2 separate regions of the Homo sapiens genome follow, and region 1 is linked to region 2. A link is an interaction called in ENCODE POLR2A ChIA-PET data of the cell type or tissue named here. Cell type or tissue: GM12878. All regions are shown on one strand.

What was found. ChIA-PET counts read pairs that join two places held together with the same protein. Peaks named below come from ENCODE experiments on the same cell type or tissue, not always from the same donor. Only the 100,000 strongest peaks of a DNase experiment are listed, where the experiment ranks them.
Region 1: POLR2A ChIA-PET joins it to region 2 with 8 read pairs; 5 of 35 experiments call an interaction of 5 or more read pairs at or near these places.

What each region holds. Positions count from the first base shown.
Region 1 is chr10:5,968,767-5,972,766 of GRCh38, reverse strand. All of the region lies in intron 1 of IL15RA (interleukin 15 receptor subunit alpha), which reads left to right. LOC107984200 (a long non-coding RNA gene) reads right to left here. Exons shown (of 3, transcript XR_001747348.2): 3 at 1-773. Among named protein-coding and RNA genes, the nearest start is that of IL15RA, 6.8 kb to the left of the region's middle. In GM12878, no CTCF peak of the experiment used is centred here; no DNase peak of the experiment used is centred here; H3K4me3 peaks cover 1,256 bases; H3K27ac peaks cover 960 bases.
Region 2 is chr10:6,063,407-6,067,406 of GRCh38, reverse strand. No RefSeq gene overlaps it. Among named protein-coding and RNA genes, the nearest start is that of IL2RA, 3.0 kb to the right of the region's middle. RefSeq lists a silencer at 1,455-1,655. In GM12878, no CTCF peak of the experiment used is centred here; no DNase peak of the experiment used is centred here.

The DNA.
Region 1 (4,000 bases), 95 kb after region 2:
GTAAATAAAATGGAGTTGTTTTCAAGTAGTAGACATCATATGATTCATTTTTTTACTAGAAGAAGATCAAGAAGTAGTTGTCATTGAATGGGGAAGATGTCATGTGTTGGTCATATGTGGGCATGTATGCAGTTGTCTGCCCTTTCTTATTTTTCTGCCATAATTTGAATTGTTTTGTAATAAGAAAAGTAAATAAATAAAATTACAAAAGAAATAGCACAATTAAGATCCAGAATTTTGGAGTTTTTTCTAATTCATCTTTAATTATAGCTGATCTTGTCTGGCAATGTTTTCATGACTTTACGAAAGCTTGTCCAACTCACAAACACTTGTCCACTGCATTCCAGCCTGGGCGACAAAGCGAGACTCTGTCTCAAAAATAACAATAAAAATAATAACAGTAATAATAATATGTATCTAAATGAATAAATATATATGAAACTCCTCAGTATATATCGTGGGAGTCATATCAGTGTTGCTCATTGGACATAGTTGATGTGATTTGAATGCTTCTTCTTGGAAAGGCATGATTCCCTTCTGTGCAGTGGGGAGTCCCTGAGGGTTTCTGTGCAGGGGAGCATTACTGGAGCTGCATGGTGGAAAGGTTGCTCTTGTTCAGAGTGTGAAGAATGAACTGTAGTCAGGAGACTCCAGAGAATAGGAGCTGCATTGAGGTTTTTGAAATCGTTCTGGTGGGTGGTGATGAAATCCTGAACACAGGCGGTGTCAATGCAGGAGACAGAAGAGGCCAGATGTCTTCTCGAGTCCTAAAACTATAGAATGTATTTCATTACTTTCCTTTCATTTGCTCTTCAACCTGTAGCCCTCAACTCTTGCAAGACTCCAATAATCATTATTTAAGGATTCGAGTTATGGAGAAATTCACCTGGCACACAAGAGGTGGGTCAGGAAGCTCAGTTAATGAGTCTGAGAGAGAAAGAAAAGAATTGCCAAGTTTCAGGCAGTGAGCTGGAGACAGTCTGTACTTTTTGGGAACTCCAAAAGGAAGTGTGTTGACTTGGCTGACATTTCAGCGGGGAAAATAAGGAAGGAAGGTGATGGGTGACTGTGAGGCCAGAGGCCTTTGCCTTTTCCGTACACCAGCTCCACAGTGAGCATCCTGAGGGCAGGAACCATATCTGACACATCTCTGAATCCTACCACCCTTAGCTCGTGCAGGCATTTGAAAGGTGCTGTAAGCGAGGGGAATGTTGGAGTCCATTCTGACTCTGCTCACAGGATTGGGAGCCACGCTAACCCGACAACCTCTGAACTCTGGATATGGAACCAGGCCGAGGCTGCCAGCTCTTATTAGACTCTGTAAACCAACCTGATAGATAAGGAAGTGTGATTCACAGGTTCTGGGAAACAGAAAGAGGTGTGGCCTCATACACTATTTTGGTGACTTCATTTAAATGATCGTTAGGACTTGTTGTATATGTTTTTTGGCTACTTCAGAGTTTTGAAAGTCCTAGAGCCATAAGTTTACTCCAATTTCCATTACTTCATAATTCCATTATATGTATTCAGAAAATATCTATCGTATACCAGCCGTAGGAAAGTGAGAGTACCACAGAACTGTGAAATATACATACCATCTGCAAGGAGCTTATAATATTGTAAACAAGGTGAGACTTGTTTACATTGAATAACTAGGGAACAATGTTATGAGAGAATATATAGAAAGTATAATTCAAGTATCTAAAGATGTGATTAAGGCATGTGGAAATGAAGTTATTGCTTCAATTAAATGTATTATCTCTGGAGGACGGCTTGAGTTCAGGAGTTTGAGACCAGGCTGGGCAACATGGTGAGACCCCATCTCTAGGAAAAAAAAAATTAGCCAGGTATGGTGGCATGTGCCTCTAGTCCCAGCTACTCGGGAGGCTGAGGCAGGAGGATTGCTTAAGGCCAGGAGTTTGAGGCTGCAGCGGGGCATAATCATGCCATTGTGCTCTAGCCTGGGTGACAGAGCTAGACCCTGTCTCAAAATAAAATAAAATAAAATAAAATAAAATAAAATAAAATAATAATGAAATAAAATAAAATCATTTTAAAAATAAAATAATAAAATGAAACAGTGTTAGTAATATCACCAATATAGTTATGAGACAGTCCAACTTTATAAAGTAAGTAACTGGCCACCATTTGCCTGGTTGGATTGGCTGTAGTACATTGATATCCTTGTACATTCAAACATTAACTATTCACAGATTTATCTTGGTTTGAGGACCGTTCAGAATGGAAGAACCACTGATAGACTTCCTTTCTCAGCAAAATGACAGAGTAGATACCAAAAAACCCTCCTGCTACAAAAACACCCAGAAATGATAAATAATATAGTGCAAATGCCTTTTAAAATCCTGAGCTGATAAACAATAATCAACTGTTTAAAGCAAAATAATAACAATGTGTCATGGGGTATAACATATGTCAAAGCAAAACATAGAACAATAGCACAAGGGCTTGGGGGAGAGACTGGAAGTCTGCTGTTTCAGATCTTTACAGGATATGTATGTGGTGGTATAACATCACCGGAAGGAAAACTGTGATAAGGTAAAGATATATAGTGGACACCCTAAAACAACCACTAAACTAGTACAACGAGTTATAGTTAATAACCAACAAAGGAGATAAAATGGAATCATAAAACATACTCAGAGAATCTATGATGTGATCATCTCCATAGGAAATCATATGGAATCTACAAAGCTGCTATTAGAATAAGTGAGTTTACAAGGGTGCAGAATACAGAGTCAAGACACCAAAAAATCAATATGCAAAATACTAGCAACAAACAATAAGAAATCGAAATAAATATCATACCATTTGCAGTGACATAAAAAATATGAAATACTTAGGGATATGTCTGACAAAAGATGTACAAGGCTGGCACGCTGAAAATTATAAAACATTTCTGGAGAAATTGCAGAATTCTTAAATAAATCAAGAGAGATACCGTGTTGATGGGTTTTTAAGAAGACTCAATATTATTAAGATATCAATTCTTCCCCAAACTGATCTTTAAATTTAATGAATTCCAATCAAAATTTTAGCAGGCTTTTGTTGGTAGACATTGATACACTGTTTGTTAAATTCAGTAGGCCAGGCGGGGTGGCTCACGCCTGTAATCCCAGCACTTTGGGAGGATCCCTTGAACCCAGGAGTTTGAGACCAGCCTGAGCAACATAGCAAGACCTCATCTCTACAAATTAAAAAAATAATAACTAGCTGGGCATGGTGGTGCACATCTGTGGTCTCAGGTACTCAGGAGGCTGAGGTGGAAAGATCACTTGAGCTTAGGCAGCTGAGGCTGCAGTGAGCTATGATCATGCCACTGCACTCCCCGCTGGGAGACAGAGTGAGACTCTATCTTGGAAAAATTTAATTTAATTTAATTTAATTTAATTTAAAAAATTTAATTTAAAAATTTTAATTTTAAAAATTTAATTAAATTAAAAAATTTAATTTAAAAATTTTAATTATAAAATTTTAATTAAATTTAAAAATTTAATTTAAAAAATTAATTTAATTTAATTTAAAAACAAAAAAACAGTAAAGGATCTAGAAAAGCAAACTCAGCTTTGAAAATGATTAGCACAGTAGGAGGACTTATACTACCTGACTTTAAGACCTATGACAAAGCAACAATAATCAAGGCAGCACGGTATTGGTGTCAAAACAAACAGACACATAGATCGATGGAATCGATTGGTGAGTCAGCCAGAAACACACACAATACACTTAGTCCTTGCTCAGGATCCTACACAAACAGCCCTGGAGGTCCACGGCTGCTGGAAATGGGCAGGGAACACTTCCTGTACAAAACCTGTTACAGATGCAAGAGACAGGCTGGCTGTCCTGGCGGGAAGGAGCAGAATATCTGAAAGCTTCAACCATGAGGTCCAGACACACGAGGCCTGCGTGAGACTCAGGACAATGGAAAACTGCCCCCAGTGCCACCACCATCGGACAAGCAGGCAGCAAGCAGGTAGCACAG
Region 2 (4,000 bases):
GTTCTACAGGCATTTTTTTTTTTTGAGACAGACTTTTGCCCTTGTCCCCCAGGCTGGCGTGCAGCGGTGTGATCTTGGCTCACTGCAATCTCCACCTCCTAGGTTCAAGCAAGTCTCCTGCCTTAGCCTCCCAAGTAGCTGGAATTACAGGCATGTGCCACCAAGCCCGGCAAATTTTTGTATTTTTAGTAGAGACAGGGTTTCACCATGTTGGCCAGGCTGGTCTCAAACTCCTGACCTCAGGTGATCTGCCTGCCTCGGCCTCCCAAAGTGCTGGGATAACAGGCGTGAGCCATCGTGCTCGGCCGGTTCTATGGGCATTGTGGAAGTGACCGTTAACAAGCCCCAAGGGTAAGTAAAGGAAAATGAAAGGTGATTGATTCCTCACCACCTCTCCCCTTTTTTCCTCTACTCTTTGCCCCTGCTCCCCAATCTAGACTCTAATAAACAGAAATGATTTTTGTTGCAAGCTGAAAACTCGTTCTTGTGGTTGGGGCTAGGGGGGTGGCAAGTCAAGCTTTAGAGTTGTCTGGATAATAAATGCTGTCTTCAAGGACTGTCCAACATTGTAGGAACAAGAGAACAACCCAAGTGAACAACTAACTCCTGTTCACAAATGCTACTGCCTCTCTGCCATCCCCTAACCTCAGCCTCACACACTTGAATTTCGCCAATCCATTTGATGAGCTCAAATCAGTGAATTTTCTCCTCGCCAAAGCTCACAAATTCTGTTCCCCGCTTCTTGCCCCACATCCAGGCATTACCAACTGCATTTTCCCTTTGCCTGATATTCTGGCATCAAGCCTCCTTGCCATTCCAATTTATTTCACCTTCCTCCAGTCCTTATGATTTCCTTCCTGAAGAGTATTTCAGCATCTCTATGCCTCAATCTTCCCTGCACACCACACCAGCTCGGCCTCATCATCACATCACTTGGCTATGTCCCGCCTGGGTTAGACAGCTTCAGTGGCTGAAGTCCATAGATCTTATTCTGTTTTTCGAGGTCCACCTGACTCTGAATCCAGCTGATATTTCTGCCCTTAGCTTCTACCCCTCTCTACTTCTGGTTAACTATGGACCACACTCTGCTTCCTCAGGAACCACCTACCAAGGCCGTATCCATCCTTCAAGGACAATACGTGGGCCTTTCCTGATCACATCAGCTCAACAACTTTTCCCTCCTACATTTCAATTGCTCTTCTTACCATAATCATTAGTATTCACCCCACTGTACGTCTAGAAAGAAAGTGGTCTTAAACCTAAGGGAAGGCAGTCTAGGTCAGAAATTTGTTGTCCGCTGTTCTGAGCAGTTTCTTCTAGGAAGTACCAAACATTTCTGATAATAGAATTGAGCAATTTCCTGATGAAGTGAGACTCAGCTTGCACTGTTGACCGGCTGTCCCTGGATGAACCTAGTTACTTTTAACCAAATGTTCCTTTCTTGAACTTGTTCCTTTCTTGAACTTAATCTACCAATGTTATCTAGATAACTTTCCTCAAAAAAAAAAAAAAAAAAAAAAACCCTCTACTAGGAAAGAAATCTTTGAACCGGACTTATTGGAAATTACCTCCTTGCAGCAGGTTTGAAACAAAACTTTGAATTTGCCTCACAAAGAATTTGTCTGAAACTGCTTTAGTATATGCTAGTTATATTTGTATGCACATGTGGCTTCATACATAGTGGTTGGACACCCATATGTGTTATGCACTTTGTTAGGTGACGTAAGTTCACAGATAAACTGGACATAGGGCTATCCTCTAGAGGCCCACAGTTTGACACCTTAACCTGAGATCCTTGGACCTTTGAAGTTCAGAGTGCCCACAACCGCTGGGTGTGGTGGCTCACACTTGTAATCCCAGTACTCTGCAGGGCTGAGGTGGGAGGATCGCTTGAGTCCAGGAGTCTGAGACCAGCCTGGGCAACATGACAAAACCCCATCTCTACAAAAATTACAAAAAAAATTAGCCAGGCCTGGTGGTGCATGCCTGTGGTCCCAGTTACTTGAGAGGCTGAAGTGGGAGGATCACTTGAGTCAAGGAGGTAGAGGCTGCAGTGAGTTGAGATGGCAACACTGCACTCCAGAAACCCCATCTCAAACAAAACAGAGCAAAACAAAACAAACTGCCCATAATGCTCCTGAAACTTCCTACGGATTTATCCAGAGTATGTGCTGATGTGCATTTTTTCCAAGGAGGGAAACCAAAGGTTCTATCAAATTAAGAAAAGAGTTTTTACCATTGTGGAAGACAGTATGGCGATTCCTCAAGCATCTAAAATCAGAAATACCATTTGACCCAGCAATCCTATTACTGGGTATATACCCAAAGGAATAGAAATCATTCTACTATAAAGTCACATGCACCCGTATGTTTATTGCAGCACTATTTACAATAGCAAAATGGAACCAACTGAAATGCCCATCAATGAGACTAGATAAAGAAAATGTGATACATATACACCATGGAATACTATGCAGCCATGAAAAGGAATGAGATCATGTCCTTGGCAGGGACATGGATGAAGCTGGAAGCCATTATCCTCAGCAAACTAACACAGGAACAGAAAACCAAATGCCGCATGTTCTCACTCATAAGTGGGAGTTGAACAATGACAGCACATAGACATAGGGAGGGGAACATCACACGCCAGGGCCTGCTGCAGGGTGGGGGGTGGGGTGTGAGGGGAGGGAACTTAGAAGACAGGTGAGTAGGTGCAGCAGACCACCATGGCGCACTTATACCTATGTAACCAACCTGCACGTTCTACACATGTATCCTGGAACTTAAATTAAAAACAAAAAAGAGTTTTTAATCCAAAAAAGATTAACAGCAACTAGAAGAAAGAAAGAGATATAAACAGTGAATTGCAATGCAGCACGGCAGGTGTTATGATGGAGTAGAAAGGACTGGAAAAGGCCTCCTGGAGGAAGGGACACTCAAGTGTCTTTCCATTTCACCTGTAAACTCATTAAGGGCAAAAGCTTTGCTACAGCTTCAGTATGAGATCCTGGGCAATCCGTGACAAAATGGGTCTGCTTTTGCACCCCCAACTTCTTCTCACATCCCTGCATCGTGCCATGCAGCATCAACTGGAAACCTCAGCATCAGCAAACGACGACAGAGCGTTCATCCGTAAGGTGAACCAGAAAAGCCAGTTCAATGACTTGTTTAACCATGGTCCATCTCAGAACCAAGAGTTGGGCCTCTTATTTACCAGAAAAATTGTGGGGGCTTTGTGATATGGCTTTAAAAAAATCTTGTAATTGCCAGGCGTGGTGGCTCACACCTGTAATCCCAGCACTTTGGGAGGCCGAGGTGGGTGAATCGCCTAAGGTCAGGAGTTCGAGACCAGCCTGACCAACATGGTGAAACTCCGTCTCTACTAAAAATACAAAAACTAGCTGGATGTGGTGACGCGTGCCTGTAATCCTAGCTACTCAGGAGGCTGACGCAGGAGAATCACTTGAACCTGGGAGGCAGAGGTTGCAGTGAGCCAAGATTGTGCCATTGCGCTCCAAAAAAAAAAAAAAAAAGACATTAACATAAATTTAAATATTTTATAATGACAATCCACATTAACTACTTAAAGCATAAGCTATTTTCCAGGAGAGGCAGCAAGTGCATTCTACTCCCATGCCCAAGAAGAAAGGAGCGTGACTTTGGTGGGAGTACTAGGAGTTTCTACTGGAGCACTTGCCCGCAGAGTGAGAAACGTTCCTAGAGAGGAAGTTATACCTGCTGTGGAATTTAAGAGAATCTTGTCATATTTTGACAAGTTTTTTGAGATGGAAGTCTCACTCTGTCGCCCAGGCTGGAGTGCAGTGGCGCAATCTCAGCTCACTGCAGCCTGCACCTCCTCGGTTCCAGCTATTCTCTTGTCTCAGCCTCCTGAGTAACTGGGATTACAGGCGCCCGCCACTACGCCTGGCTAATTTTTGTATTTTTAGTAGAAATGGGGTTTTACCATGTTGGCCAGACTGGTCTCAAACTCCCGACCTCA